Linked DNA regions of Homo sapiens: region 2 is linked to region 1. A link is an interaction called in ENCODE POLR2A ChIA-PET data of the cell type or tissue named here. Cell type or tissue: PC-3. All regions are shown on one strand. Links, peaks and the distances in the headings refer to the core of each region. The heading gives the core; the rest is flanking DNA. Region 1 overlaps CFAP53 (cilia and flagella associated protein 53). Region 2 overlaps MYO5B (myosin VB).

Region 1 (16,081 bases), core at 4,082-12,081:
TATCTTTATGGAGAGATACAATTCAGCCCATAACAGGTGACGTCTGAGGGTGGTTTTGTCCAATGGCAGTTCCGTTCCACCAAGACAAAGATACGGGGCTGGAGATGTTGTTTCTGTTTGTTTGTTTGTTTGTTTTTTTAAATAGAGATAGGGTTTCCTATGTTGCTTAAGCTGGTCCTGAACTCCTGGCCTCAAATGATCCTCCCACCTCAGCCTCCCAAAGTTCTGGGATTATAGGTGTGAGTCACGATGCCTGGCCAGCTGCCATAGTTATATAAGACACAAAGTCTTCCTTCCTTTCTTCACCCATTTATTCAACAAACACTCCTAGAGCCAGGCATTTGTTAAGCACTGCAGAACAAAAAAAAAAAAAAAAAAATGATAGGCAGGACCTCTACCCCAGGGTGCTCCCAGGCTAGTGAAGAAAAGCAAATAACATCACTACGTGATTAGTCCCAAGAGAGCCCACACAGACGGAGGTGGTGCCCCCGCTCCAGAGCCATCTATAAGCACCCACCTGCTGGTGCCTCCAGTAATCTTTGCATGCCCACCCTTGCCAGCCTGGGAGTGTGGGGAGGCATATCATTTAGGATTACATTTTTATGCTCTAGCTAAAAGTTTATGGTCTCCTTCTATTTTAACATGTGTTACTCCATAAATTAGGCTGAAAAATCCTCACACATCTAAGTTGTCATCGGACTCAAGCATTTTGCCACTCCTGCTCAAGCTGATCTTAAAGCTTATTCCGCAAGTGGTTGCAGAAGTAACTGTCCAGCTCCTGGCTCGCCACTCCTCAAACCCCAGGAACCGCTCACAGCAAGCCAGGCCCCAGGAGCTGCACAGTTTTAAAGGCAAAGTCAGTAAGTGGTCCCACCCAGTCTTGATGCTCCTCTCCCCTTGAACTTTACTCTACTTCCAGTAGTTGGGATCCTGTGCTATTCCTTACAACAAGCCTCTGTCAGTCTGGTCATATAACTCAATCCTTCTCTTGTCTCTAGTGCCCTCATCTTTATCCAATTCCCTGTTATGTCCAGGTTTCCTGGAGACCAGATTCACCGTACTCATCACAGTCTTCCCTCCATCTCTGATCTTATCTGCACACCCAGGTTTCATGACTTGGTCCCAATGTTTGCAGCAGATTCTCCTTGATGCCTGGACCTGCTCATATCTTGCTTCCAGATTCCTGCTGCTGTGATTTGCTCACCTGTCAGGATTCCCGTTAAGCATTGTTGGGACCTTCCCAGACTTCTTGCTTTCCCCAGGGGGCATCTGCCTGGATTTAGCATCAGGGGTTCTTAATCAATGTCCCAAGGCACACTAGAGGCAGCACTGTGAACTGTCCCTGTTGCGCCACCAAATGTGATTATGTAAATCACATGCCTCAAATGGAACACTTATTTTTGTTACCACTGAAGATACAGTTTTATGAACATGATGCCACTTGCTTCATCCGGGAGGTAAGAAATGGGATAAAATGTTTGCTAGAACATTCCAGGCTGGGAGTGTGGACAGTGCACTCAAGCACTCTACGCACATCCTGGTGATCAAGTGAGCCTCATGCTAGCCTGGATGCTTTTATAGACACTTGGAAGCATTGTGAGGCCACATAGTAATGGCCGAATTGTAATCCCCGCTGACTTGTCTAGCGATGTTTTGTGCCTTTTAATCCCTGCATATGTGTCAACAAATATTCTGATATTTAAAGTGTGACTTGAGACTGGATATGGTGGTTTACTCCTGTAATCCCGGCACTTTGTGAGGTCAAGGCAGGAGGATCACTTGAGCCTAGGAGTTCAAGATCAGACTGGGCAAATGTAGTGAGATCCCATATCTATAGAAAATGAAAAAATTAGCTGGGCATGGTGGCACACACCTATAGTCCCAGCTACTCAGAAGGCTGAGGTAGGAGAATCGACTGAGCCCAGGAAGTCAAGGCTGCAGTGAGCTGTGATCGTGCCACTGCACTCCAGCCTGGGTGACAGAGTCAGACCCTGTCTCAAAAAAATTACATTAAATTAAAGTGTGACTTGAAACCTAGACCAAAGAGTTCAAGAAACATAACAGGGTCAGGTTTGTCCTCCCGTAACTGAGCCCTGGAGCCATCAATCAGCCCCTTCTCTCTGAAGTTAATCAGTAGCATGGACTGGGATAGTGCTGGGTACATGGAAACCACTATCAGATATTGAAATGCATGTTCCCTTGACCAGAAATTCCACTTTAGGAATTCACTTTCCTGATATACTCATAAATGTATATATATGGACTTTCATGTATATGTATTCACTTTCCTGATATACACACAAATGAGTCAACTGTGTGGATTTATTCCCAGCAACATAACTGGAAATAACAAAAGCCTGGAAACCACCCACATGTCCATCTCCAGGAGTGCCCTGGTGGCACAAAAACCTAAGGAGGTTTGTCTATGGAGGTACTGGCCCACATCTGGGTCATGGCCGCATCAGAGATTAGTTTGCCAGAACATTTCTGGTGAGGGTAGGGCATTTGCACACAGGACAGAGACAGGCTAGCTTGAGGACAGAAAAGAAAGGAGAACTAGCTGGAGTTGGAGGGAGGTGGTAACTAAGAGTCTCTGTGGGAGAAAAAGGGCATGAAAGGCATGCGTCCAGGAGTGGGACCCTGCCCACTGGGCAGCCAGGAGCAGCTTTACATACTGGGCTGGGAAGAGAGACAAATGGCATAAGAGGGGAGGGTGTCTGAAGGCGGACACAGGAACTGACAGAGAGAAAACTTGATTTTTATTTCCCCATTGTAACTTGGGTGGCTGGGAGACTCCTCTTGCAGGAAAGAGAATTTCACTGCTAAGTGATAGAAGAGGCCACCTCTTCCTGACAGCGGAGATACCTGTATTTACCCTTGATTTTGGCCAAAAGGCCAAGAAGCAATTGGAAATGTCTGTATTTAGCACACATTGTTGGGAAAGCGCATTCAATCTGAGTGATTTCGTCCCTTGCATTTTTGCTGCACGTGAATTTCTCTAGTTCTTGGCCCCAGACTTGGAATTTGACTAGTAGCATTTACCATGAAATGATTTGTTATTTTTTTTAATTGCCCTAAATCCTTGCCTGGATCCATTTTTCCCTCCAGGGTTTTCCACAAATCACTCTTGAGCTGCCTCCAGCACCTCTCATCTGACTCTGCAGTTGGTCCTTTAAGAAAACAGCTGGGGTGGCCACAGCTGGCTCCTGAGAGAGAGGCCTTGAAAGCCAGGTCCTGCAGGGGCAGAGCAAAGTAGCTCAGTTTCCAATGCAGGGAGAGGCATATGCCCACATGCATATTAGGGCATGATTAGTGGCATGCTAAGTTCACACACATACACACAGACACACACACCCCAGGCTAGTCCACTGCAGACTGACCACTCTGCGAGAAAAAAATGGTACCTCTCTCCCAGTCTTGCTTACACTGTAGCTGTAAATGTAGAGTTGAGAATTGAATTCATTCACCACTCCCAGACTTTTTCTTCTCCACCTCCTCTTCTTCCATATGGCTCAGGACCATTAAGCATTTATTCAAAGCCAACCATGTGCTCGGTGTTCATTTTAAATACATGGCCACATTTTCACATGAAGATTCCCACCAAAATGGGATTTTTAGTTTTTGCTTTTGCTTATTGACTGAACTACTTATTCCCTGCCAGTGATTTAAGAGACTATAAATCATGTAGTTCAAAATTCTGCAAGCCCCCAAAAAAGTTTCTAGAAGCACCGCTTCAGCGTGGCACCTTAGAAAGGGCATGGAATTTGGAGCCAAATATGCTGAGTTCAAATCTTGACCTTCCTACCTGTGCCATCTGGAGCCAGGGACTTAGTCACTCTGGTCCTGGGTTTCTTCCTTTGTAAATTTGTTTAATAATCTTTTCCTACAAAAGAATGGATACACTGTGGCATACTGAAACACAATGAAACATTACCCAGTACTCACAAAGAATGAGCTGCTAAAATATGCAGCAACATGATGAATCGCATAGACATTATGTTGAGTGAAAGAAACCAGGCACAGAGGACTGCATTCTGTATGATTCTGTTTACATGAAGTCCAAGAGCCAGTAAGATGAATGGATGGTGTTAGAAGTCAGAAGAGTGGTTATTTCTGAGGGTACAATGACTGGAAAGGGGCGTGAGAGAACCTTGTGAGATGCTGGAAATGCTCTGTATCTTCAGCTGGTGGGGCTATACAGGAGCAAACATAGGTAAAACTTCACCAAGCTGTACACTTGACACGTTTTACTGCATGCATGTTATACCTCAATTTAAAAAAGGAAAAGCATCCCTGTCTAGTGCCTATGGGCTATGGTGAGGACCAAGTAAAACTAGACAGGCTTGCAAAACACCAAACAAATGTGCATTGCTATTGTTAAGGAATAATGATGGCATCAAAAAGATGTTAGATCCTTGAGGGAAAAAAAAATTGTTCTTCCAGACCAGAATGAACTTAACTAGGAATAGAAACTGAGCACTTCTGGGAAATTACACAATTTCACTGGAAGAATATGATACGTATTATGGGCTGCAATGCTTCAGTTGTTGAGATGCAGCACTTAGCATTTGTAGAGTGCCAGCCCTCTGCTGTATCATCTCATTTAATTTTGCAACAGTCAAGGCGGGGTTGACTCTGCTGCTCTGGATAATATGGCCTCTCGACTGGACTTCGACGCTGCTAAGGCTCTGCAGGCACCCTGCTGCCTGTTACTAATGGTGTGGCATCCTCTTCCTTAAGCTACGAGTCCAAATGATTACCTCTAATAGTGTAAACAATACAGTCAAGACCGTGCCCTTAGTGAGAAAGGAGGTGCAATAGGTTGGTTATGAATCATGCCCAACGTGGGGTCTGCAGTTACTGAAATTCTGCAGGCAATTAATTTCTCTTGAAGTCTGGTGAGATATAGGAGACTCCCTTTTTCTCATTTGTGAATGGGTCTTTCTGGTCTGTCTGAGAATGAATGCTCTGATCTCCTGCCCCCAAGATAGATTTCTCCAACTGAGTCAAGTCCATTTCTCACTGTGACCTGCCCCAACACTCAACTCCAAATGCCTTCTTCCTTCTCTAGGCCATCGACAGTCCACCCAACCTGTAAGTCCAGCTCCAGTGCACCTTTTTCCTGGAAGACTTCCAGAACTGATGGTCCCAGCCATGATAAACCTCTCCCTTTTCCAAAAAAACCCAAGCAGCAGTGGCGTGACTCTAAAGTGTGACTTGCATAGTACCACCCTCTGTCAAGTTACCAAAAGCTCCTCCTCCAAGCCACTCAAAATAAACACAAAATCTAAACAAAACAGCATACTGCTATTCAAACGCAGCCTCAAGAAACATTCCGTAACACTGTCTTCCAGCCAGATGCCCTTTTAAACGCAGGCTACATACAAATTCTGAAGCCTTCTTAGCACAAGTAAGTCTGTTGCATGCACTTACTGTATTTCACACTCATTAGATACTGACTTGCATTATTCTTAATTATTTCTTGTCCTAGGTTTTGATCTTCAGTGAGACTACAAATTCCACCAGGGCAGAAATTATGTCGTTTTTACTCTGTATGCCCCATAGGGCTTAGCAGAGGGTTCACACAGCTGAGATTGCACTAGTTACCAAAAAGTTTTGAGATGCTCTGCTAAAAATATACTATATACATTCAGCAAATGAATTTTATTCATATTATTTGTGGTAGCAATGCTGATAATGATAATGAATACTTTTTAGTGTCCTTATAATTGTATTTGTTATTGATTTCTCCAGTTGTTAAGTGCAATTTATAAAAAGCCAACTGGACTTTAAACTGCACTGATGCTATTTTCCAAGGTAGTTTTGTACTTTTTCATTACATGTTTAAAAACTGTACTCAGCACATTTTGTAGGCTGATGAAATAAACTGCTCAAAAAAATAAAAAGAAAAAAAGGAAAGAAAAACCCCACTGGCATCTGTAGCATTCACGTTAAAAAACATGTTTCATTTCCAATCACACACCTCCCCAGTTTAGAATAAAGTTATTTCCCCTTCTGTCCAAATTGCAATTGCAATTTATTTACACACTGGGTAATTAGTGTTTTTCATATTCTTCCTTGAGTGGACAGCTGTGAGGTTAGTATTAACCCTGTCTATAGCACAGGTTCACTGTTCTTTATCCAAATCCCTCGGGGCCAGATGGGTTTTTGGAATTTTGCATTTTTTTGATTCTAGAAAGGTGGTATGATGCCTAAACTATAGATTTTATAACACTTCCTGCCAGAGCTGGGGTGGTGGCCGGTAATCAAAATCATTAATAGTGCTATAGTAAAATCTAGTGAGATAATTTTAAGTAGCTTTACTCCTGTTCAGGTCAAACTTTGCTGCTAAATGAGGGTTGGCATCACACCTTCTGGTTTCAGAGCGTTTTGGGTTTTGCAGTTTTGAGTGAGGGCTGGCAGACCCTGGCTATCTTCTCCGGTGTACATGGACCAGGATTGGCTTCGGGATTTGTCAGAGATTTCAGATCCAGGGCCCCAGCAGCATCACATCTTTCATTCACCTGGGGATTACAATTCAATGTAGTCAACATTTGTTGAGGGGTTTCTGTGTGCCTGGCGCTGTTCTAGATGCTGCAAGAGATTTAAAGGAGAATGAAATAGGTCTCTGTATTAGTCAGCTTGAATTGCCATAACAAAGTTCCACAGTCTAGGTGGCTTAAACAACAGACATTTATTTTCTCATAGTTCTGGAAGCTGGAAGATCAAGGTGCCCGCAGAGCTGGTTTCTGGGGAGTCCTGTCTGCAGTCTTCTCACTGTGTGTGCAAGAGAGAGCTCTGGTGTCTCCTCCTTTTATAAGGACACCAGCCATTTGGAGCCCATTAAACCTTCATAACCTCCCTGAAGGCTCCATTTGCAAATATAGTCACATGGAGGGCAGGGCTTCAGCAGATGAATTTTGGGAGGATACAGCTTAGTCCCTAGTACCCTTTCCCTCCGACAGCTCATGGTCTAGTAGCGGATGTAGGTCGGATCCCAGCTGACCTGATAAAAAAGAGAAAGAGCTGGAGAGAGTAGGGTGGCAGGCAGCCTTTAGGATGTCTGGGTAGCCTGAGTAGATGGTGTTGAGTTGGGCTCTCAGGAGAGGAAAGGCTAGAATCCACCGGGTGGCTGCAGGAGGGAGACAGCACTCTCAGTGAAGGCTTAGATGCGGGGAAATGGTGGGGCTGTCCGTTTGGAGACCAGTGACTGTCAGTTCAGCACAGCTGGATATGGGTTGCTCAGATTATCACAAAAGTGAGCTAACAGTGGCCTCTGTGCATTGGCACCAAGGTTGTTTATTTATTTACTGTTGGCTGAGACTCATTAGATCAGCCCGCTGACACCATATGCAAATGTTGATATATTCAATTTTAAATATAGCCCAAACAAGCAAATGTTTAGCCATCTAGAGCCTGCCTGCTTTGCATACCCGGTGCAACTTCATCCCACAGCTGTCCCCTGTTGATAAGATAGGCCTGGCAGTAGTGAGGTCCCAAACAGTGTGGCCCTGGGATCTCTGAACCCAAAGACACCACACTAGGCTGCCTGGTGATACATCCTCCTGTCTCCAGGAGCTCGCCTGTCCTCCTCCCCTTCTGGATGGTGGCCCCCTCATCTCCATAAACCTCCAGGGCTTATGTGGGGTTGAAGAGCGAGACATTTTGCCCCTTCCTGTCTTCTGGTCATTAAGTTAAAGATCACACCTTTGACGGTAGGTTTCCCTCTGCCTCTCTGCCAGGCTTAGAGGGATTTGAGGCTGATCAAGGAGAAAGATAGGACCACAAGGTGGCAGCAGCAAACACAGGTGCTTAATAGAGCTTTGGACAGGGTGGCTTAGGAGGGAGTCCCTCACAGCCTCTGTACGCCTCCCCACCTGGTGTGGGGGGTCAGTGCCCCTAGAGACAACCCTTGACCAAAGCGGGCAAGAGTGGGGAGATCAATGCCCCAGCATTGTGCACTTGTGCACTTCAAACTTGAGAGGCTTTCTAGACAGTTCCTCAGCAGGTCCCCAGGTGCAATGAGACCCAGTTATCTGCAGTGACAACCTCTCTGTAGCACATTCTTGTCATGGTTCCTTCCCTGCAGCCTCCCTACCTCTGCTTCCTGGATCACTGACCACATAATCTAACTGCACCCAAGTCCTCATCTCGGGCTCTGCTTTCGGGAGAACCAAACCCAAGATGAGTTCTCATCTATAAAGGGAAGGATTTGAACTAGACACCCTCTCAGGTCCCTTTCAGCTCAGATTTTAGGGAAGAAAAATGAATCCCAGAAAGCCCAACCTGAAGTCACACATATAGGGCAAGAACCTAGCCTGAAACTGTCTCGCTATGTCCATTTTCCCAGAACTATATCTACAAAGTCATTTCAAATAGAAGTCTCACATAGCAGTGCTTGGAAGCACTAAGCTAATAACCCTCAGCCTCTACCCAAAACACATGTCTTAGCACTTTACAAAAAAAAAAATGAAATTTGGAGGAAGCTTAGGCTCTCAGAGCCCTTGTCCAGCTGACAGCTTCACAAGAGGCATAAATGGAATCATATCTTTTTACTGTTCCCTGCGCTAACTGCGATAAAATTCCAGTTATCTCAGGGGCCTTTCTAGAGAGGAAGGTATTCTTTTTATTAGATGAAATTCTCATCTATATTCTGAGAGGCTGTTTGCCTCATATATGTAAGGCAATCAAAATATCAGAAGGATGGTTTATAGAAGGAAAAATATTCATCCCTGTGTGTAATTTATGAAATGTGCATGCATTGGTGTATTTGATGGATCTGCACCAAATGCTATGTTAGCAAGCATAAAGGTTTGGACAGAGACCACAAAATGATGGCAAGGGAGTGAAAATGCCAAGAGCATTGCTAAACAGCAAGCCTTAAAGGGCATATTGATTGATTAAGAGTACTTTGATACCAAATTAGATTTTGGTAAGAAATCATGATAGTATGTGATGCAAAAAGTTATTGGGGGAACCCGCCCCCAGTATTTCAATGTAGGTTCTTTCTATTTTCCTAAGTATCAGCCAGCTAAGAAATAAAGAGAGACAATATAAAGAGAGGAATTTTACAGCTGGGCTGCCAGGGGTGGCATCACATATCAGTAGGACCATGATGCCTGCCTGAGTCTCAGACCAGCAAGTTTTTATTAAAGGTTTCAAAAAAAGAGGGGGCGTAAGAACAAAGAGTACGTACAAAGATCACATGCTTCAAAGGGCAAAAAGCAGAACCACTGATAAGGGTCCAACAAAGATCACATGCTTCTGAGGGAACAGGGCAAAGGGCAAAAGCAGAACCACTGACAAAGGTCCGACAAAGATCACAAGGCAAAGGGCAAAAGCAGAACCACTGACAAGGGTCTATGTTCAGTGGTGCATGTATTGTCTTGATAAACATCTTAAACAACAGAAAACAGGGTTTGAGAGCAGAGAACCGGTCTGACCACAAATTTACCAGGATTGAGTTTTCCCAACCCTAGTAAGCCTGAGGGTTCTGCAGAAGACCAGGGCTTATCTCAGTCCTTATCGCAACTGCATAAGACAAACATTCCTAGAGCGGCCATTTATAGACCTCCCCCCACGAATGCATTCTTTTCCCAGGGTATTAATATTAATATTCTTGCTAGGAAAATAATTTAGCTATGTTTCCCACTTGCATGTCCATTTATAGGCTCTCTGCAAGAAGAAAAATATGACTCTTTTTGCCTGACCCCGCAGGCAGTCAGACCTTATGGTTGTCTTCCCTTGTTCCATAAAAATCTCTATTATTCTGTTCTTTTTCAAGGTGCACTGATTTCATATTGTTCAAACACGCATGTTTTACAATCAATTTGTACAGTTAACACAATTATCACAGTGGTCCTGAGGTGACGTGCATCCTCAGCTTACGAAGATAACAGGATTAAGAGATTAAAGACAGGCATAAGAAATTATGAAAGTATTATTTGAGAACCGATAAATGTCCCTATTAAGATGAAATCTTCACAATTTATGTTCCTCTGCCACAGCTCCAGACGGTCCCTCCGTTTGGGGTCCCTGGCTTCCCGTAACATCTCTCCCTTTCTTTTTATATAAATGTGCCATGGCAATGAAGCCTTGTTCGTTCTCTCGGTTTTGACACAAGATTCTTTGACTGGTCCAGAATACTAAAAACAAGCCGATTAAACAGAGAAACATGATTCCAAAATTTACTACAGTGGGCCCCCAATAGACTTAATCCAAGTCGTGGGGTTTAGTCCAGAAAGACTTTGTGCCACCTGCTCTAACGCCTCAGCTCCAGGCACAATGGATAAATGAGCTTGAGAGCCTTCAAATATTTGTTTCTTTAATTTAGTTATGTCCAAGGATAAATTATCTTCCCTACCCAGCAGGTGCCCTTTGACCATTTCCCATGAATGATCAGTCGATCAGTCGATCAGTCTCATTGTAGGAATATGGTGTGATACAGAAATCAGAAGTATTCCAATCACACTGCATTTGCATGCGACGTTCGAGACTCATTAGCCGATCTCCAAGCCAAATAACAGACTGTCTTAAATCATTAATTTGATTAGCTAATTTTTGATCAATGCCCTGTGAGAATTCCACATTTGGGTGGAACTGGCTTGCCAATCATTAACAAAATGAGCCATTTGAATAGATTGGTGTAATGCCACTCTGGCAGTGGTGGCCAGTGCAGTGACTGTAATTAGGCTCATGATCACAGTGATTAAAGTGAAAACAAATCTCTTAGATCTTTTGAGAATTTGTTGTAACCCTTCATTAATTAAATGTACTGAGGGGGAAGATTCCCAAGGTCTGGGTAAAGTTACCAGTATCCAGATTCCTTCTCAAGCTCGAACCAACATTACACTTTTCCTGAAGTCAAAATAGGAGTTAACACAAGTGTATAAATGACAATTAATGCATTGGACAGTTTGATTTTTCATCAAAATTTTGATATTTCCCACTAACAGCATGTAAGGAGGCTTAACACAACTCTGTATAGGAATAGTCAGGCTGGAGGTAAACAAAGCAGAATGTCTGAATCTATGTTGATACAGAGGGAGACGAGCAGCAGTGGCAACACTGGATGTTCTCCACCATAAAGAAGCAATCCAAGGTGCCCAGGATGCTGAAGAGGTAGAGGGGCATACCTGGGTCGAGAATTATTATCATAATGCCAATCGGAGTCCCATAAAGGAGGATGGGCATCAAAAAGAGGAAGAGGGTTCAAAGGGGATTTATCATGGGGTTCAGAATCACGGATGCGAGGGGCAGTAGTGGGGACAACAGACAGGAAAGTTTCCCCTTCTCATAATCATAGTCCAGACATGGCAATAGCCAATTTCCAAAGTTCTGGGTGTTCTGGGCTCAGAATGGGGAATATCATACGAGGCCTTGGCAGGGGTAGGGTAATGCCCTTCTCTTCCCATTTTAAGGGAAAGAACAAGCTGAACCTCCTATGCAAAGTAGGATGGTGATCCTCGTCCTCCCAATAAGAAATAAAATAAGTAGCCTCCAGGCATTCCCTTCTGCCAGAGGAGCAATTGCTTTTTAAATAGTCCTTTGGTGCCCAGTCTATTATTAAACCATATGAGTCATTTTTTAATCCTACTGCATGTGAGTTAACACAATCTTCCCAAATTAAACTTTTAGATAAGGCCCTCAAAATTTTTAGGACATGGTTTTCCCACAGGTTTATATCGAAAGTATGGGGTATCTCCTATTACTCCCCCTTTCATTTGTCTTAAAGGAGAAAGGGAGAGGCCAGAGACCAAATGTCTCCATTCCCCTGTGGCTGATCTCTTCAGAAGGTAAGCAGCCCAGACTTGAGTTTCTAGATGGATACAACCAGGTGCATGTCCGAGGCACAGAAGAAGGTATTTATAACCCATAGTAACATTAATTGCAGTGCCTTCTTCTCCTGGTTGAGCAGGGCAATGGTCATCTGTAGCTCCAGGCATCCACACACTATCATTAGTATAGATCTCTGCAGGAGCATCCATCTAGGTGAGAGGTCGAATAAGTGGAGGAAAAGGCACATAAGCCCAATAAGAATAATAATTTACCAGGGCTGAGTTTCCCCAACCCTAGTAAGCCTGAGGGTTCTGCAGAAGACCAGGGCTTATCTCAGTCCTTATCACAACTGCACAAGACAGATATTCCCAGAGTGGCCATTTATAGGCCTTCCCCCAGGAATGCATTCTTTTCCCAGAGTATTAATATTAATATTCCTTGCTAGGAAAAGAATTTAGCAATATGTTTCCTACTTGCATGTCCATTTTATAGGCTCTCTGCAAGAAGAAAAATATAGCTCTTTTTGCCTGACCCTGCAGGCAGTCAGACCTTATGGTTGTCTTCCCTTGTTCCATAAAAATCACTATTATTCTGTTCTTTTTCAAGGTGCACTGATTTCATATTGTTCAAACACACGTTTTACAATCAATTTGTACAGTTAACACAATTATCACAGTGGTCCTGAGGTGATGTACATTCTCAGCTTACGAAGATAACAGGATTAAAAGATTAAAGTAAAGACAGGCATAAGAAATTATAAAAGTATTATTTGAGAACTGATAAATGTCCATATTAAGATGAAATCTTCACAATTTATGTTCCTCTGCTGCTGCTCCAGCCAGTACCTCTGTTCGGGGTCCCTGACTTCCCGTAACAAAAAGTACCAGACCAAGACACAGGAGATTTCTTTGGGCTTCTGTTTCTTGCAAAGTCAAAGACAAAGACCAAAAAAAATTTTTTTCAGAGGCAGGGTCTTGCTCTGTCACCCAAACCGGAGTGCAATGGCACCATCAGATCTCACTACAGCCTTATCCTCCTGGGCTCAAGTGATCCTCCCATCTTAGCCTCCCAAGTAGCTGAGACTTGTTTCCAGACTATATAAACAACTCCTCCAACTCAGTAATAAGAAGACAACCCAATTAGAAAATAGGGGAAAAGATCTGAATAAATACTTCACAAAATAAGACATATGATGGGCTAAGGAGCTCATGAAAAAAATGCTCAACATCATTAGTCATTAGGAAAATGCAAATTAAAACCACAATGAGATACTTTCCACAGTCACTAGAATTGCCATTACAAGTGCTGACAAGGATGTGGAGAAACTGGAACCTTCATATATTGCAGTGGGAATGTAATATGATGCAGTCACTTGAAACAGCCTGGCAACTTAAGTGAAAAACACCATAAGACCTAGCAATTCCATGTCTACGTATCTAACCAAGAGAAATGAAAGTGTATGTTCACACAAAGATTTGCATGTGAATGTTCATAGCAGCCAAAACTTAGAAATAATGCAAATGTCCCTGAACTAGTGAATGGATGTGTAAACTGTGGTATATCCATACAATAGAATACTACAGAAATCAAAAGGAATAAACTACAGATGCATCCAGTATCATGATGAACCTCGAAAACATGTTAAGTGAAAGGCAAACATGAAAGAGTACATATTGAATGATTCCGTTAATATGAAATTTGAAGAAAAGACAACTATGGAGACACAAGTTGGTCAGTGTTTGTTTGGCACTGGGTAAAGAAGTCGGGTTTTGTGCAAACATGCACAAGAAAAGTTTTCGGGGTGATGGAAGCATTCTAAAACTAGATTGTGCTGATGATTGCAAAGCTCTAAATTTACCAAGAATCACTTTATAAATCACTCACAATGGGCAGACTTCATGGTATGGAAATTATACCTCAATATAGCTTTTAAAATACTGTCTAAAAGAATAAATTTCTCTAGAATTTTTACATAAAACATTGGCCGAGCTACTAGAAATAAAGCACTGTTTTATTTAGAAAGTAATATCCTGCAGAAAGCTTCTCTGAATATCCCATGGAGATGATGTAATGAATCATGTGAATATGCAGAAGAAAGATGAGCGTTTACCAAAAGGAGTTAATAGGTTTGATTTTTTAAAAAAGAGTTTCAAGATCAAGTAAGTATGAGTAACAGAGGAATAAACAAAGGTAACTAGGTTTCATTACTTTAGGGTTTCCTAGAGTTTTAAAATATTTCATTGTGTCTAATGACTCCAGGAAAATATGTAAATTTCAGACCTTTCCTGATTTGTTTTTCACAAAAAGTGGTATAACACAAGACATATTTTGATATATGAAAAACACAGTGCAGTGCAGAGGTAGAATGCCAAATAGAATACTGACGAGAATTACCCAGTAACTTGTTAATTTCTTTGACTTCATTTGGCTAACATCTCCAGGTTCACAGCTTGAGAGAGATGTCAAGTGTTTCCCACCACAGAGGCAGTTTACTGGTTTGTTGCTCAAACCAAAAGTTTGGAGTTCTATTTTATGACTTTCTTTCAAACCCTACACTCAACATGTACATCCATCAGCACATCTAGTTGGCTCTACCTTTAAAATAGAATCTGACCTCTCTCACAGTGCCCAAGATACAACCCTGTATTAGTTTTCTATTGCTGCCTAATGGTATACCCCAAAACTTAGTTGCTTAAACCACAATAAACGTCTGTTGTCAGTTTCTGTGGGTTGGAAATCAGGAACACCTTGGCTGAGCAGTCTGGCTCAGAATCTCTAATGAAATTGCAGTCAAGTTGTCAGCCAGGGCTGTAGTCATCTGAATGCCTAACTGGTGCTGGAGTATCTTCCGAGGTTGCTCGTGCACATGGCTGGCATGCTGTGCTGCCTTTTGGTGGGAGGCTTCAATGTCTCCCCATATGGGCCTCTTTGAAGGCCTTCTTGAGCATCCTATCCTTACCAGCATAAGTGACTGACTGAGCTGCAGTGTCTTTTATGACCTAGTCTTGGAAGTTATACCCTGTTCTGTTGGTCCCACAGATCAGCCATGATTCAGGGAGGTTGGACATAAATACAGAAGAAAATCATGGGGAGTCATCTTGGAGGCTGGCTACCACACTACCACCACCTCTTACCTGGATTATTGCAATCACTTAACATTCTTTTTTTCTTTTTTGAGACAGAGTCTCACTCTGTCACCCATGCTGCAGTGCAGTGGCACAATCTCGGCTCACTGCAACCTCCGTCTCCTGGACTCAAGCGATTTTCTTGCCTCAGCCTCCCAAGTAGCTGGGATTATAGGCGCACACCACCACGCCTGGCTAATTTTTGTATTTTTAGTAAAGGCAGGGTTTCATCATGTTGGCCAGGCTGGTCTCGATCTCCTGACCTCAAGTGATCCACCTGCCTTGGCCTCCCAGACTGGTGGGATTACAGGTGTGAGCCACCATGCCTGGCTGTAATCACTCAACATGCTTGTTTCTGTCTCCCTGATGTCTATCCTAGACATAGCAGCCAGCAACCCTCTTATATCATATTGTGTTGCTCCTCTCTTGAAAACCCTGTAATAGCTTCCTTTAGTGAAGGAAAAGCCAGCCTTTACCGTGGTTCCAAGGCCTTACATCATCTGGCCCCAACTACCTTTCTGATTAATCTCTTTTCACTCACTCTACTCCAGCACAAATATTATGCCTCAAATGCACTCAGCAGGCTTCTGCCCAAGGGACCTTGCGCTGGCTTTTTCCTCTGCCTTAGATAATTACCCTGAAGATAATCCATGGCTAGTTCATTCAGACCTCTCTTCAAGTATCAGCTGCTCAGAGAGGCCTTTTCTGACCATCACATATAAAATGAAACAGCACACCTGCCATTTCCAGTTTATGGCACTTAACGCTTATTTCCTGTTTCCTCCACTAGTATATAAGCTCAACAAGAGCAAGGGGTATGTTTTGTTTTTGCTGAAGTCTTAGGATCTAGAATAGTGCCTGACCCATGGGAGACACTGAAAACATTTCTTTAATGACTAAATAGGTGGGTTAATGAAAGTGGCTGTTAATTCCAGTTCTGCCTACAAAAGCGCTCTCTTCACACTGAATTATGTATATGAGAGAGAAGAGAAAGGAAGGAAGAAGAAACGGGCATACGGGTAGATAGTTGTCAGCAAATGGAGCTAGTCATAAGTGAGTTAAAAAAGGAGGCAAAGGGGGCAGGAAAATAACATGAGATTAAGTAGATCATTTGGATTTGTAAGTCTGTGAACTCCAAAATAGGCACAGGTTTATTCAAAGGAAGAAAATTATGTTCA
Region 2 (16,081 bases), core at 4,002-12,001, 100 kb before region 1:
CCAGGACTAACTGAAAATTGGCACTGAGTGATTTTTAAAGCCCTAGAAACCCTATCTTCCCGTCCCACCACTTCCCCTATCCACAGCTTCCACCAAACTTCCACTGAAGAACCACGATAAGAAAGTTTCCAGTGTCAATACCCTAAGAGGGCAAATGGCAACTGAATCCCAGCCAAGACTAGAAGCTACATGACAGACCACATACCTTTCCAAGAAAATGGAATTTGTTACGGGACCAGCAGGAAAAACCATGAGTGCTAGGCACCCAAGCCGGGAGACAAGAAGACATAAATTATGAGAAATGCCCCCAGAAGAGTTCAGAGGTTCACAAAACATGCTCTGTCACCAACTTGTCAATCTTATCACAACTGGTCCGCTGGTCATGATTTTTCTTTTTTTTTTTTTTTTGAGACAAGAGTCTTGCTCTGTCGCCCAGGCTGGAGTGCAGTGGCGTGATCTCAGCTCACTGCAAGCTCCGCTTCCGGGGTTCATGCCATTCTCCTGCCTCAGCCTCCCAAGTAGCTGGGACTACAGGCGCCGCCACCATGCTTGGCTAATTTTTTTTGTATTTTTAGTAGAGACAGGGTCTCACCGCATTAGCCAGGATGGTCTCGATCTCCTGACGTTGTGATCCACCTGCCTCAGCCTCCCAAAGTGCTGGGATTACAGGCATGAGCCACCACGACCAGCGGTCATGATTTTTCAAAGGCAGCAGAACCAAGGTAGGCAAAGGCACCCTCATCCGGCCAACGGCAGCACCATGGTGAGCTACATACAATGCTCAGTATCCACCGCCCTCCATACTACAACATAAACACCCAAAGCAGGCCTAAAGCCATGTGAGAACAAGAACAAATCATGTCACTGCCCTGTTCAAAATCCTCCACGGGTTCCCCATCCCAGCGAAAGTCAAACCCTTGCAGCAGCCTCAAAGGCCCTACCCAGTCTGGCCTCTCTCACCTCTCTAACCTCATATCCTACCCTCTCTCCCCACTCCCTTCACTCAGCTCCAGCCATAGACTTCCTTGCTGTTCCTCAAAATCACCAGGCCTGCTGTGCCTCAGGCCTGGGCACCTGCTTTCCCTGTCTGGAATGTTCTTTTCCCAGATATCCACGCTGCTTCCTCCCTCAAATGCTTCAAGTGTTTGGCCAAACGTGAACTTCTCTGCATGGCCTCGAATTTCACCATCACCTCCCTCACCCCATTTCATGTCTCCTTTCTCTGCTTTATTTTCTTCTCCTGGCAACAACAGCATCTATGCCCTAAATACTTTATCCTGCTTATCTCCCTCACCATGAGATAAGCTCTCTGTGGCCTAAACCCTCCCACCTTCCTCCCTCATTTGCTCCAGGTATGCCCAGCAGCTGATAGGCACTCAAGGATTTGGAAGATAGTGCTTTCTCTCATTTTATACAAGAAGAAAGTGGGGTACTTGGTTGGCAAGATTAAGCACCTTGCCCAGTACACATTACTGAAAAGTACCAGAGCCAGGATCTGACCCTAGGTCTGTAGAGCTCCAAAGCAATGTTCTGAATCCCTCCTGCCTCTCCTCTTAAATGTGCTTTCTTTATCCCTGAGTGCATGTCACTGAAACTCACCAATCACACTCCATAAATGCAGAATGTTGAAGTATAGGGCCAACTGAGGACGGAAGTTAAGGAACCAAATTTTATTCATTAGTAAACAATTTCCAAATATGTCTGTAGCATGGATTAGCGAGAATGATGAGTTTAAGGGCTATAAACCACCTAGAAGATCTAGACAAGGTAGAGTATGAGTCTGTTAGAAAAATAAAAATAGAAGCATAAAAATTAGATAAAGGAGAAAGCAGGCAAACACCTACAGATTCAAAGAATGCCTTACTGAATACAAAACATATCAGAAGAAGATCCTGCAATCATAGTGTACCATAAACAGAGAGCAGCAGATAAAACTACTTTAAAATGTTCACAATGATAAGATTTCAACACCATTGAGATTTCTCTTCAGAAAGTCACTTAATTCCCCTCTCATAAGGTTAACGTTTTCATTCTTTGGTGGAGACTATATTAAGGAAATGGCAAATAGGCAAAAAAAGAAGAAAGGGATAATGCTCAGATTAGCTCAAAGATTACTAGAGTGGGAACAGAGGCTGTGTCAACTCAGTAATGTTGATGCCTTGGTAATTCAGAGGTATGTAATGAGGCCAGCACTGAGGGTTGCACTGCCATCATTTATAATCTGTAGCATTTTTTGCTAGTGTCAAAAAGTTAAACTGCAGTTATCTCACAGAAGTAAATTCTATTCATAAAACTACAAAATCTCTACTCTGCAAAGGGCACTGAATAGTAAATTATTTTGTTAGACAGTCACAGATTGAAAGATACACACCCATGTCAAGATTATAATTTAAACTAGTAGGCAGAAAAACAGATCCTTCTGGTTCTCATTCTCTTTGAAAGTTCTGGGGCAAATTCTCCAGATTGTATCTCTCATTCAAATACATGTTCCTTGGGTAAATTTAGATAAGACTGAATTCAAAAGAAACAGGCACCTGCTAAAACCCTATCTTCCTTAAGGGGTCAGTCATGAACTGAGATCTATAATGGTTATTGTTGCTTTTATTGCTGTATGTTTGCAGAACCTTTTGCAATTATAACCAGTAGTTATTAAGGTCCTTAAATTCTCTGCAGTTTATGCTGATAAAGGGATCTCATTAAGGTAAAATAAAACTACGTTTACTAACTGAACATTGGGACTGGAATTTCTAAGTCTTAGCCCTTTCATTCATTTCTTTGAACTTCTGAAGACTCTGCCTCTTATCAACTCATCCCCTCTTCCTATAAGGCACCTTGAGCACATGAGTCACCTGGAGACTTCAATGCACTGCACCTACTGAGTACCTACTATGTGCCAGGCAAGCTCTGAGCACTGGAGCAGAGAAGGAAGAGACAAGATCGCTGTACTAATGGAGGTCACATCCTAGTGGGGGAAACAGGCAAAACCAGATACAGAGACATCTGCTATGAAGAAAAGTAAATATGGTAAGGGGCTTGGAAACAACCCAAGTGGGCAAAGGAAGAGAGCTATATTAGATCGAGTAGTCAAAGAAAGCCTCTCTAAGGAAGTGGCAATGGAGAAGCAACAGGACAGAAACGAGAGAGCAAACCTCCTAAATATTGAGTAGGGAAAAAGTATAGTAAAGAGAATTGAAGCCCCACTCCTGAGAGATCTGGGCTACATCTAGGAATCCATAACTGTAGCGAACCAACAAAGCAACTGCATCACGGCTCCAAGGGGCTCCTTTTGAGAAACACTGCTATTAAGGATAAATATGGAATCCTCCGTACCCAACAATACTGGCCCATCAGAGCAGCAAAGCATCAACACCAAGACGTCCCCATCAAGAGGCAAAGGCAAGGCTCCTGCCGAGCCACCCACCCACCTGCCCACACCCAAATGGGGCTCCAAAGACGGCCGCATGGGACCCCCATGGCGCCTTAACCAGCTGAGCACCACCAGCCCTATCTGCCTTTGAGCATGCATTGTGCATGACACTTGAGACTGGTTATGCCCCACGAAAAACCTTTTTCTGTCTGCTCCAAGGCAACTCAGGCCCTTCTGGTACATACACAAGAAAACCCCCACTATATTAAGTCACTCCCTACTGGACTGAAGGTTTCTAAGCTGGTACACAGTAGCAGCTCAGTAACTGATGAATTATAATAAATAACAATGACTAATGACAGTAACATCCCTATTGTCAAAATGTTTGTGAAAATGAACCAATTTTCAGCAGTGTAACATCCAGTATAGCAGCTTTCTATTATACTTTCAACACAGCAACGTATTTTAAAAAAAATTGGGTCATTTATTTCAATAAGACATTTGTTAGCACAACACAGTCATTAAATCACAAACACACAATCCTGTCACCCACATTAAACTTTAAAATCATTCCACATAATGAAGGTTACATGGACGTTGAGTGCCTGCTTATAAATAACGCACAATTAGAACACTTTCTCATCTCCAAGAATTAATCGTTTTTCCCTGAGACCTGTTTCAAGTGTGCCTCAATTCCCTGCCCGTCCCCACCACCTACACTGCTGAGTGTGAGGAGGCATCTTCTGTAGTTTCCCATCCATTCTCAAAAAATATTTGCTCAGTACCTGTAGTCAGCATTGTTCTAAGTACCGGGCATAAAACAGTGAACAAAAAAGACAAAAAGGCTTCCCTGCCCTCAGGAAGCTTCGCATCCTAAAGCAGTATCAAGGGGTGCTTTGACATAAAACCAAAAGCCTTGCCTTCCCTCCCAAGAGTCACTGATGCCTCCCTGTGATGCTGTCGTGATCATTTTTGCCAGTTGCACTGTAGGGCTCACCATGGTTTGGAGGCAGATAACTACATTTCACATTTGTGTTAAGATGGGGGACAACTGAACGTTAGAGAAAACACATTGCTGGACCATGGAACACTGCTCTGATATGGTTTAATTATTAAAGTTAGGAAGCTGCTATCTCCTTTTCTTTATGCCTGAACATCAAGTGTGGCCTCGTAATTATCAGGCGCACGTACAAAATTGCAACTTATTTCTGTACATTAAAGAATGCTCCAAAAAGCATCAACTACACAAAGATAGGTACTGTGGGGCCCTGAAGGGTTGAAGTTAGTGTGAGGGTCTTTTCTCATGGCAGAGTCCATCAGTGAGAGCTGCTTAGAGGAGCCCCCTCTTACCCACTCCCCTTTCTGGCTTTGATTGTTATGCTCACCAGGAGTGACTCAGGCTGCTGTTCTTATCATCCAGGCATCTCAAATGCTATTTTAAAGTACATGGAAGTTTAGCTTTTGTCCAAAGCCTAAAGAGCTGCTACACCAATTGAAAAAGAGAACACACAATTAACTCATTTTATCGATTTCCCAAGTTAAGTTCTTAGACTGAACAAATGGGATCAGATTTCAAAAGATTAAACTTCCATCTCACAGCCCCATTTAGGGCATTAAAAATCTATCTGCCACCTGAGCTTGGCTTTGTGGTTCTTTGCCTCTTCTCTTTAAATCATGTTAGATTATTTCCTTTGGCTTAATGTCGGCCCTGTAAGGTAATAAGCAGTTGCAATGAGGAGATGGTATTATTTTACTGATGAGTAAACTGAGATGCCAGCCAGCAAAAGTTAAAAAGAAAAGAAAAAAATTAAAAAAGGTGGTAGAGGTAGAACTTTGTTTCTTTAAACTGCCGTGCTGTTATAATACTGAGTTTATGTTATGTAAATTTTGGAGAATGCACAGAAAGTCAAGTCATGGCTGGGCAAAGAAACAAAGGATGTGCCTGTCTCAACCATGGCCCAGAGCTTCAGCTTAAACTAACTCTCAGCCTATTCAAAGCCGCACTGACTCCTCCAAGCTAACCAAGGCTCCTCTTGGGAAAGGGTGCCCACACAATCCTCAAAGAACCCAGAGGTACAGCCCGGCTTCCCAGGATAGCTGCCTTCTAATTAAGAGGTAACTTAGGCCTTGGAGAGAATCACATTTATATAATAAAGTTACATAAACTGTTCCCAATTCAGACATTTGTCTGAGCTGGGCAAGCATGTTAAGTGTCAGCTGACTCCGTCAGAGCCTCGACACACGCTGCTCCAGACGGAACTTGGCAAAGAACTAGAGGACCAGAAATAAGAGTTCATCCTTCTACTTGAGTGGCCAGCACCGCTGCATCTAGGAGCAGAACAGCAATAAAAATGGAAGGGCAGGAAGTGTGGGGAAGACCAGTAATGCTGGTGTTACCTCCACAGGTGGAGCAGGTGTGGTGGTTGCCCCCTTGATAAAGCCCATGACAGGAGGCAGTGCTGCCCAAGACCTTGTTTATCTGTAGAACCCTCCTCCAGACCAAAGTTGGGTGAAGCCACATGGCAACTTGCCTCCTGCTTTCACACCCAGGAAGCTCCCAGTTGCTCCAAAGAACATTTTGAAAATCCAGACATAGCAGAGAACAGAGACGAAGCCAGAGGACAGCACCTTTCTGATTCCACAATTTGATGGTCCACTCAGTGCTGAATCTCAGTTTGCATCTGCCCACCACTTACACCTGTCCCCACACTGTGCCTTCCTCCTCTCTGCTCCATCATACCTGTCCCAGTCATGCCAACAGCTCTCCCAGGGATCCTGATCCCCAAGGTGGGCAGCCACCTGCACACTGTGTTAGGATACTCTCCAACAGCATCCCATGAGCATGTCTTAGCTCTTCAAACACACCACAAGGTCCTCTCCCCTACTCTTCACAATACTCAGACAGCAGTGAGCCCTTGGCTAATCTTCAGAAAGTGTCTATGGAATTCAATCTTACGGCTAGACTTCACTAGCCTTACATAACAGAAGTCAACAGTTATGCAACCCTCTCCCTTCCTGCAGAACTTGCATTCCTCACTTACCAAATTATGTACGGAGCACCTACCAGGGCCAGGTCTTGTGCTAGGCTCTAGAAAGTTGGTGGCCAGACAAAAATAAATAAAACACACACACACACACACAGAGAGACACACACACACACACACACACACACACACACACACAAACTGTCCCTATCCTCAGAGCTGACAGTTTACTAGTAAAGCTGATCAAATCCCCTTATGGTGGGAGTCTAATGATTAGTATGACTTCAGAATCTTACAGAATAGTCTAGAGCCACTTAATAACCAGCTCCAACATTTAAATCCCCATTACCGGATATCTGGCCTCATATGTTAGGGAATTCTTAAGGACAGTGTATGGGGAACAGTTTCTCTGGTCAGGATTCTGTGGGTATGTGGGAGGGGGGAGGGTAGTGGTAGGTAAAGTTCTGGATTTTTTTCATTGTTTAAAAAGGTAGCTGTTAATGGCTGCTTGCCTTCTACTTTTAAACGAACAGGTTTTGAATGTTTCCAGTTATCACTAATCATAGATGCATGAGGAAAGAAACTAACAATGCAACACCATGGGACCTTTACTCCCTAGCCTGTTACCTTTCCATCCCCCCATCTCTTCAGGGTGTAAGACACTAACCAAAATGGTTTTCCTAAAAGAAGGTTTAAAATGGATCACTAAACAAAATTAGGAAAAACTGAAAGTCTAAGACAGACTCCTAAGAGCAATCATGTCATCCCTATGACCCTAATAGACCAAAGTTTTCGGCCATGGGCATGGCTACTTATCTTTCACCATCATCCCCCTACGTGTGGCGATCCATGCCCACAACAGCCTTCTCTCTGCAGTATAGGCGGAGTACTTGAGGGATGGAGCAGCCTGATCACTAGTCAACAGTCATCACTTGGCACTCTGCAGTCAGTCTGTAGAAGAACTTCACTGTTACTAAATGAACACCTGGGAAGCAGGATGCTTGTTCCCCAAATCCAAAAGAGGAAAGCTCAGGCATGAGCTGAGAAGCAGTTCTGCCAATAAAGAAGATAGGCTTAACTTTGCCTACCCAAACTGGAATCATTCCCCTCTGTAGCAAGAGACAGCTTCAGATTTAAATCCAAAAAAAGAAAAAAAAACCTGCTGCATCTCTTGAGTTCTCCAATGTGCCAAGTTCTCAATTAACCCAATGGGACACAGAAGGTGAATAAGGCCGTTCCTAACCTCAGGTGGCTTAACCCTTGCTCTGGTTTGAACAGCTGTTCTCAAAGTGTGGTCCCTGGATCAGCCGCATAGCTTCACGGGGGAACTCGTCAGAAATGTACATTCTCAGGCCCCACCCAGACCCACTAAATCAGCAGTCTAGGGTATTCAGGAGTCTTTAACAAACCTTCTGGGCAATTCTGATACCCACTAAAGTCTGAGAACCACTGAGTTACCAAAAAAAAAAAAAACCAAAAAACAAAAACCACACACAACATCAACAATGAAGAATCAGCATCTGTGATGTCATTTAGCTATGAAGGTATTTCCTACATAAGACTCACATACCCAACTTTTTTGACAATGACACACTGTCACAGCACATAAGTACTATTAAGTACGTAGCAGCAATTGACATTTTGTTATGAGATAAACATTAACCCTATCTTCTTTGATAATAAGCAATCTCTGAATATTCATCTATATTTGGTAGCTCATTTCAAAAATGCCCTTTTTTGGTCAAGATACGATTATGTTCTTTGGTCCCAATTTGGGGTGATTAAAAAAAGCAACTTAGGTGAATATGAATATGACCAAGCCCCTATAAAAAAGGGCAGCAGTAAAATTTCTACAAATAAGTCTAGAGAGGAAACTTCAAATTCTCATTTAAAAAAAAAAATAGCATGCTCATGAATTCCAAACTCTATGGGTTTATTTCTTCAAGGCTCTTCCAGGAAGACCCAACATTCCACACCTTTGTAAAGCCTGTCTAAGGCCTGGAACAGCACTTCCAGCCCCATGAACAGATGAGGGACAGGCCTCCATGATCTCTAAGCACAGCAGAAGACATTAGTTATGGAATTTTCAAAGTTTAGATTATATCTTTCTATATACCATATCATCGCCCCCTTTCTCCCTGGGAGTCTTTCTTCCTCTCTAGAGGAAAAACTTGTAACTTACAAAATGGGAGAATTAGAATACCTACTTGTTCCTTAAATGCTCTAAAAGCCGAGAAAAAAAAAAGTGCATTAAGAAAACAGGGCCATTATTCTCTATCCATAGGTACCAGCAATTCCCAGCACAGCAGGAGAGAAAGAAAAGCTACAGGCAGACCCAAACAGCTTCCCAGCTTCGGCTCACAAATGGGAGTGATTTTGTTGCTAAAAACATCCCTCCTCTCTCAGACCCCTCAGGCCTGAGCCCATAGAAGAGGTCTCTGGCTTATATAATACCACCACCACATAGTACGCCATGCTTGGGTCCAGGGGCTCACGATCTGGCTTTACACAGTAAGCACTTACTGTATGAAAGGAGCAAAGTCAGTGCTGGGCAGTCCCATCTCCTCCTGAAACTGTGCTCCTGCACTGCCAGATTTCACATGGAAGTGAAAGGATAATAAATTCAAGTGGATGACAGCCATACATTACCACCGGCCTGATGAAAATGGCCTTTTTATTAGTGACTCAGCCTCCTTCACTCAATGCAATCAAGCAAATGTTTGCCAAATGATTGCAACTCAGTAGGATACAACTGCCCATCCACCCGCCCCCAACTAAACCCTGAGACCAGCTAGCATGACTGTCTCAGTTTGCCCAGAACTTCCCTGGCTCAGCAACAAAAGGCTGGCAAACTAGGATGGTTGGTCACCATAGGACCAGCAGACCTATGGCTGCCGCTGCAGAAAAACAAATCTTAGATAGGACCGCATGTGTCCAACCTGAAGCCCAATGAGAGTTGCAGAAAGAGGTTGTCACAGCCTTTAGTAACTTAAAGTCAGTGTCTTTCTGGTGAAGAGCACTCAATTAAGAGCTAGAAGCCTAGGTTAGTAGTTCATATGCATGCCCAAATTTGACAGTCTCCTGAAGGGCTTAACTACAGCACAGAGTGCTGATCCCCAGGTCTGGTGTGGGACTCAATTTGCATTTCTTTTTTTATTATTATTATACTTTAAGTTTTAGGGTACATGTGCACAACGTGCAGGTTTGTTACATATGTATACATGTGCCATGTTGGCATTTCTTTTTTTTTTTTTTTTGAGACGGAGTCTCGCTTTGTCGCCCAGGCTGGAGTGCAGTGGCGCGATCTCGGCTCACTGCAAGCTCCGCCTCCAGGGTTCACGCCATTCTCCTGCCTCAGCCTCCTGAGTAGCTGGGACTACAGGCGCCCGCCACTATGCCTGGCTAATTTTTTGTATTTTTAGTAGAGATGGGGTTTCGCCGCGTTAGCCAGGACATGTTGGCATTTCTAACAAGCTCCCAGGTGCTACTGTTTGTTGCTAGTCACAGACCACACTAAGAGTAGTACCAGCTTAGACCACGGCTCACCTATAACCAACTGAGAAAACCTGAGTCAACTATCAACCTTCCTGGGAAGCCATTTAACCTCTCTGGTCTTGTCTCTACCTATAAGATGTAAATGATCAAGAGCTCTTCAAATTCTGGACTTCTAGAATAGTGTTTCTCTAATTTTAGCATGTATAAGAATCACCCAGAAAGAGATACCTGGATTCTGTGGAAACAGATTCCTGGATTCCTCCCCACTTACTGATTCTGCAGATCTGAGGTGGGGCCCAGGAATCTGGATTATAACCAGCTCCGGGTGATGCTGCAGAGGGGCCCACATGGAGCTGCACTGTTCTATCCCAGACGAGGGGCTCCTCCAACAGCATTTATATTGATTTTAAACATGAAGCTGAGTAGCAATTACCCTACAGGTTTCACATCCTTCAGCTTCCTATTCTTGTAATCCTCAACAAATTCTGTTTTCTCTCCTCACTCATTACACCAACAGCTGCATTCCATCTCCCTCAACTTTTTGTCTGTGGATTCAGAGATTGCTGTCACTGCAAACAGAGTAATCTCGTGGGCTGTAGAAGTTTTCTGTTCAATGATCTATCCAGTTCGCATGACAGGGTCAGAGAGAGACAACTGGAAAGGATAATTTCCTCATCCTGAAGATGAGAAAGAGGGAGATTCCGGAGCTTTCCCGAAGTCCCAGGGTCAGTGAGCGGCAGGAATTAGTTCATGATCTCCAGCTCAATTATTCACATGTCTCCTTCTCCTAAGGGAGGGATGTATTAAAGGGAAAACCTCATCAATATAAATCAGCCCGAGTTGTTCATCGCGCCACTTATCACTGAACTACACTCCAGCTCTTTTTCAAGTACTTGTCCCAGAGCTTCAAAGAAAATTTTTAAAGAAAATAAGCTAGAGAAGGTCTTGCTGAAAAAGGAAAAAAAATTAGTTTGCTGTGATACCTTCTGAGAAGCACAAATATTTTAAATGAACTGGTGAACTAGACCCTTCCTCAACAGTGGGCTAGAACCAAGAGAGAGGGGCAGCCCTCTCATAGCTCCAAAGTTGAATATTGTGCTCCCTGGGAACATATTTAAAAAAAGGTCTAGCTTCTAGCACATACGGCACTAAAAAAGGCATTAAACAGAAACACCACTGTGTTCTCCACAGAAAGTGGTGTGTGCATTTACAAAACTTAAGTATTTAAGCAATCCACTTCAGCATTTATGATATAGACAGAAGGAACAAAGACTTATCGAGCAGTGCTTTCAATTTTAATGCCTTTTGGGGGCCAGAAGTATAATTGGTCAGCTTCACAACCTTCACAGTGTTCTTCTCCTCCAGGAAGCACCGAGTGTAAATGTGGAAGACTCAAGTGAGGTCTGAAGACAATGTCTGCTCGAGATTGGCTTCCCAGAGCCATAGGTTTCTAGCATCTGTCTTCTGAACCCCTTGCCTGACTCACTAAAGGTGAAACATGGAAGGAGATGCAGGCAGCAGGAGGGTGACCCCTCAATTCTCAGGGCAGTGTTGGTCTGCGTTGCTGGGACCCAGAGAATCCCATGTGAGGTCTCAACGGGCCATGTCCTAAGGAAGCACACCTACGAAGTGGAACTGTCAGAGCCACTAGGAGCATTTGTCTACCGTCCTCAGCCCTCTTCCCCCAGGGTGGTATGCAGAATGCCCTGGACAGGAGCCAGCCAGCAATCCAGGGTCCCAGCCTGGCCCTTCTGAGTAAGCTGCTCGACCTCAAGCAGGTCATAGCTGAGCCTCAGCTTCTTTGTATGTGATATGGAGACAATAATCCCTGCTTAGTCTAGGGGTGGAGAACACCTTGTGCCAGGGTAAAAGGCTACCTCTGGTTTTAGGGGAGTCCCCATTCTTAATGTACACCCCCAGGCTGGCCCACCTTCACAAGAGCAGCTGATGAGCACTGCTACTTCCTGGTCAGCTGGTAGATGGTGAAAGCTGACCTGCACGCCATTTAAAAGGCTTCCAATGTTTCAGGAGCTTCTAAGGCCAAACTCCTCAGCTAGAGAATGAAGGACTCTTCTATCCACCTCCAGCCTGCCCTCCAGCCCGGGAGTCAGCAAGACCAGCAACTTACGGCCAGTGCAGATGCACCTGCTCTCCTCTGGGCATTTTCAAACCCCACTCCCATATCTGAGATGCTTTCCCTTCTCCTCTGTTTCTCAGTCCTCGAGGCCTAGTGTGGGTTCCTCCTCTGTGAATCCTTTCTGTCCTGAGAAGTCTCTTTCCTTCCCTCTGTGAAACTTTCCCTGAACTCCTGCAGTAGCACCATCAGCCCCCAGCGTGCCCACGTGGTCTTCATTCCAAAGCTTGCGTTATCTGTCCCTTCTAGATTATAAGCACCTCAAGGCCTCACTTATTTCTTCACTCCAGTGTCCAAAGTGGTCTAATAAACATTGCTAGAATACATACACTGGTAGCTTTATATAGTGAGACAATTATAGTATCAATGACCTTCTTAAGTAAAATTCCAAGTCTTGTGTATGTCTTTCTAAACAAACTTAGCATGTGAAAATTGGATTTACCTAAAAGATTTATCAAAGGGCTCTGTGTAGCAGCATTCACCAGAGGACTCCTTTAAATATCAAGTGCCCCTGCATTAAAACAGGATTCAGTTTGATATTTTTTCAGGAACTCTCAATTTACTGAGAATTAACTATCACCAATGGAAGGCATTCTTCAGAACTCACTATGATCAGGGCCTGCCCTGTGTGCCTCCTCACTTCATCATTCAATGTAAATACAAAGCACCCACTTAAATGGTCACAGGGACAAGAAAAAGACCCTATAGCCCCACAAACCCAAACAGGCACTGTCTTCACTAATGCCCAACCACTGCAGCTGCCACAGCCTCTAGCCCAGGGATACCTCCAGCAATGTAGGTCCTGACTCATGGATCTACTAGCAGACAACCAAAGACTGCCAGGACCCCATGCAACTACCAATAACAGCCCTTTCTCACTGCAATCTGTAAAGTCTTTGCTTTTGACTAAAATATTTGAAGTGGACATCACCCTTTGTTTCCTTTTTCCTACTTCCAAGATTCACACTGGCTATGGAAAGTTCATGAGGCTTGCAGTCAAATAGGCAGGACTGAACCGACCCCCAAAGCTGCTGCTTTGCAGCCATGCAACCTCAAGTGCATAATTTAGTCTCAGTCTGTTTCCTCGTGGAAAAAGCAGGGTGCTGTGAGAACTAAACATAAAGTACAGAAAGTACCAGAACACTGGGCACAGATGAGGCATTTGCTCAATGACAATTTTCGCCACCAAAACACCCTTCTCCTAATCACACAAATTCATTTTAAAAGCCACTAAGTGGTAGGATATCTGCCCTAAGTAGAAATGTGGTTCTTCTTTGGTGGCGCTTAATTTAAAAACAGAACCCTGGCCAGGCGTGGTGGCTCATGCCTGTAATCCCAGCACTTTCGCAGGCCGAGGCAGGCAGATCACTTGAGGTCAGGAGTTTGAGATCAGCCTGGCCAACATGGTGAAACCCTGTCTCAACTAAAAAAAAAAAAAAAAAAAAAATCAGCCAGGTGTGGTGGCAGGTGCCTATGATCCCAGCTACTTGGGAGACTGAGGCAGGAGAATCCCTTAAACCTGGGAAGCAGTTTGTGCCACTGCACTCCAGCCTGGGGGAGAGGGAGAGAGGAAGAGAGGGGGAGAGAGAGAGAAAGAGAGGGAGGGAGGGAAGGGGGGGGGAGAGAGAGAGAGAGAGAGAGAGAGAGAGAGAGAGAGAGAGAGAGAGAGAGACTGACTGCATCTCAAAAATAATAAATAAAAATTAAAAAATAACAGACCCTGAAATGCAAATCAAAACCACAATAAGACACCATTTTACATCCACTAGGATGGCCTCAATAAAAAATAAAATAGAAAATAAGGTGTCAACAAAGATGTAGAGAAATTGGAACCCTCAGACATCGACTGCTGATGTGAATGTAAAATGCTGCAGCTGCTGTGGAAAACAGCTTGATGTCACCTGAGAAAGCTGAACACAGAATTACCATGTGATCTAGCAATTCCACTGCATGCTATATACCCAAAATAACTGAAAATAGGTACTGAAATACTTTTCTATGAAAGTGAATGGCAGCATTATTCACAACAGGTAAAAGGTGGAAACAACCCAAGTGTCTATCAGCTGCACAATGGAGAAAATGCGGTACATCCCTACAACGGACTATGTTCTCATACAGCCTACTATGCAGGTGAACCTCAAAAATATGCTAAGTCAAAGAAGTCAGGCACAAAAAGTCACATATTATATGATTCCATTTAATATGAAATATCCAGAATACACAAATCCATAGACAGAAAGCAGATTAGTGGCTACCAGGGGCCAACAGGAGGGAGAAATGGGTACAGGTCTCCTTTGTGGGTTATGAAAATATTTTGGAACTAGAGAGAGGGAGTGTTTGCACAACATTGTGGATGAACTGAATACTACTGAACTGTACACTTTAAATGGGTAATTGTATATTATGTGAATTTCACTTCAATTTTTAAAAATTGGCCAGGTGAGGTGGCTCACACCTGTAACCCCAGCGATGGAGGATAAGGTGGGAAGATTGCTTGAAATCAGGAATTCGAGACCAGCCTGGGCAACATAGCAAAAACCCATCTCTGCAAAAAATATAAATAAAAATAAAAAAAACTAGCCAGGCATGGTGGTGCACCGTACAGTCCCAGCTCCTTGGGAGGTCAAGGCTGCAGTAAGCCATGATCGTACCACTGCACTCCAGGCCTGGGTGACAGGGCAAGACCCTGTCTCAAAAAAAGTTAAGGCTCTATAAGATGATAAAAGGTTTTCCACTTTTCAAAGAAAGATATAGAGGTGTCACTCTTTTGCAGTCATTCCTCAAATACCTACTGGAAGCCTGCTACACGTAAAACACCAGACAATGCTGGTACTTGCCCTCATATATCTTACAGCCTAGTGGATCATTTGTAGCATCAAATACTTTATGTATATATACGATACACACACAGATACATGCCGTCCACAGAAGGCATCCTTTTCTCCCAGTCAAAGCTCAGTGAGTCTTTTGAGTGACTGCAGATATGCCCATAATTATGTGTCTATAAATAAGACCATTTCCACCATGGGCACATTATTTGTGCTTTTGCGCTTAGTAAATCTGATTAAATTCTCATCTAAAAATTCAACAAAGTCACACTGCACCCTATGATTAACACACAATGTCCTTATAACCTATGTGCAAATACCAGATACATCCTCCGATAAGATGGCCTCACTTAAATTGGGTCTTGACAGTGCAGAGAGGTTCTGGTAACTGAACATTTTATTCTCGAAGCTTTATAGACTTCGTTATAAAACTGTGAGATTCTTTCAGAGTTTTCCAATACACAGTGCAAAACATTTTCCTCAACATGTGGCTTATTTGGTTGAATAGACAATCATTCCCAAAGGGGAGTTGGTACACCTTTTCCCATGCACATGGTCCCATCACTCTCCTTCAACTCATGGGGTAGCGGCATTCCTATTATGGGAGTCATCGTTCTGCTCTTCTATTAAATGGATTAGGGAAAGTGTGATTGTCTACTTCAAGTTGTTTTCAAGTGAATGTTAAAAAGAAAAAAAAGAAAACAACAACAACAAAAAACTTTTGAAGAATAATACCCTGTAACTAGAAAATGCTTTGGAACCAGAAGGAAAGACATGTATAGCCTGCATAGAATCCCTGTGCAAATCCCTCATCTGGAATATGCATAAACCTGCTGTGAGCAAAGTGAAATCTTTCCCCCCTGGTGCCCTTCCTATCAGTAACTCCACATCACTGCTTGCAATTGACACATCTCTCCCCCCGCCCCACCCCGCTTGATCATTTTGAAAAGTATATGTTATTTTTAAGCGTCAACTTATTTCAGGAATGTGTACAGTCTTTCTTAATAAACTGCAGATAACAACATAAGAATTGGGAAGCCCCACTTTAATTTCCCCAGACTGGGAGAGGACAGAGGCTGCAAGGATCAATAAAGAGACTACAGTATGGAAACCAGACTCAAATCAAGGACTGGATATAAGCAGCTGGAGCAGAAGTCTTCAGAAACCAAGCCCACCCTGACTCCTAGCCCTACTTTTGGGGAGCCTGCCACAGATGGTACCCCTGCTGACTGCAAGGCCTGGCACAAGCCCCAGGGTCTCCAAGCCATTTGAA

What was found. Peaks named below come from ENCODE experiments on the same cell type or tissue, not always from the same donor. Only the 100,000 strongest peaks of a DNase experiment are listed, where the experiment ranks them.
Region 2: POLR2A ChIA-PET joins it to region 1 with 13 read pairs; 2 of 35 experiments call an interaction of 5 or more read pairs at or near these places.

The regions. Positions count from the first base shown.
Region 1 is chr18:50,211,180-50,227,260 of GRCh38, forward strand. It overlaps CFAP53 (cilia and flagella associated protein 53), which reads right to left. Exons shown (of 8, transcript NM_145020.5): 8 at 16,014-16,081. Among named protein-coding and RNA genes, the nearest start is that of MYO5B, 24 kb to the left of the region's middle. RefSeq lists an enhancer at 7,860-7,909. In PC-3, for the core only: CTCF peaks have their summits at 7,786 (motif pointing right) and 7,988; no DNase peak of the experiment used is centred there.
Region 2 is chr18:50,109,035-50,125,115 of GRCh38, forward strand. All of the region lies in intron 1 of MYO5B (myosin VB), which reads right to left. Among named protein-coding and RNA genes, the nearest start is that of MIR4320, 9.5 kb to the right of the region's middle. In PC-3, for the core only: no CTCF peak of the experiment used is centred there; no DNase peak of the experiment used is centred there; H3K27ac peaks cover 454 bases.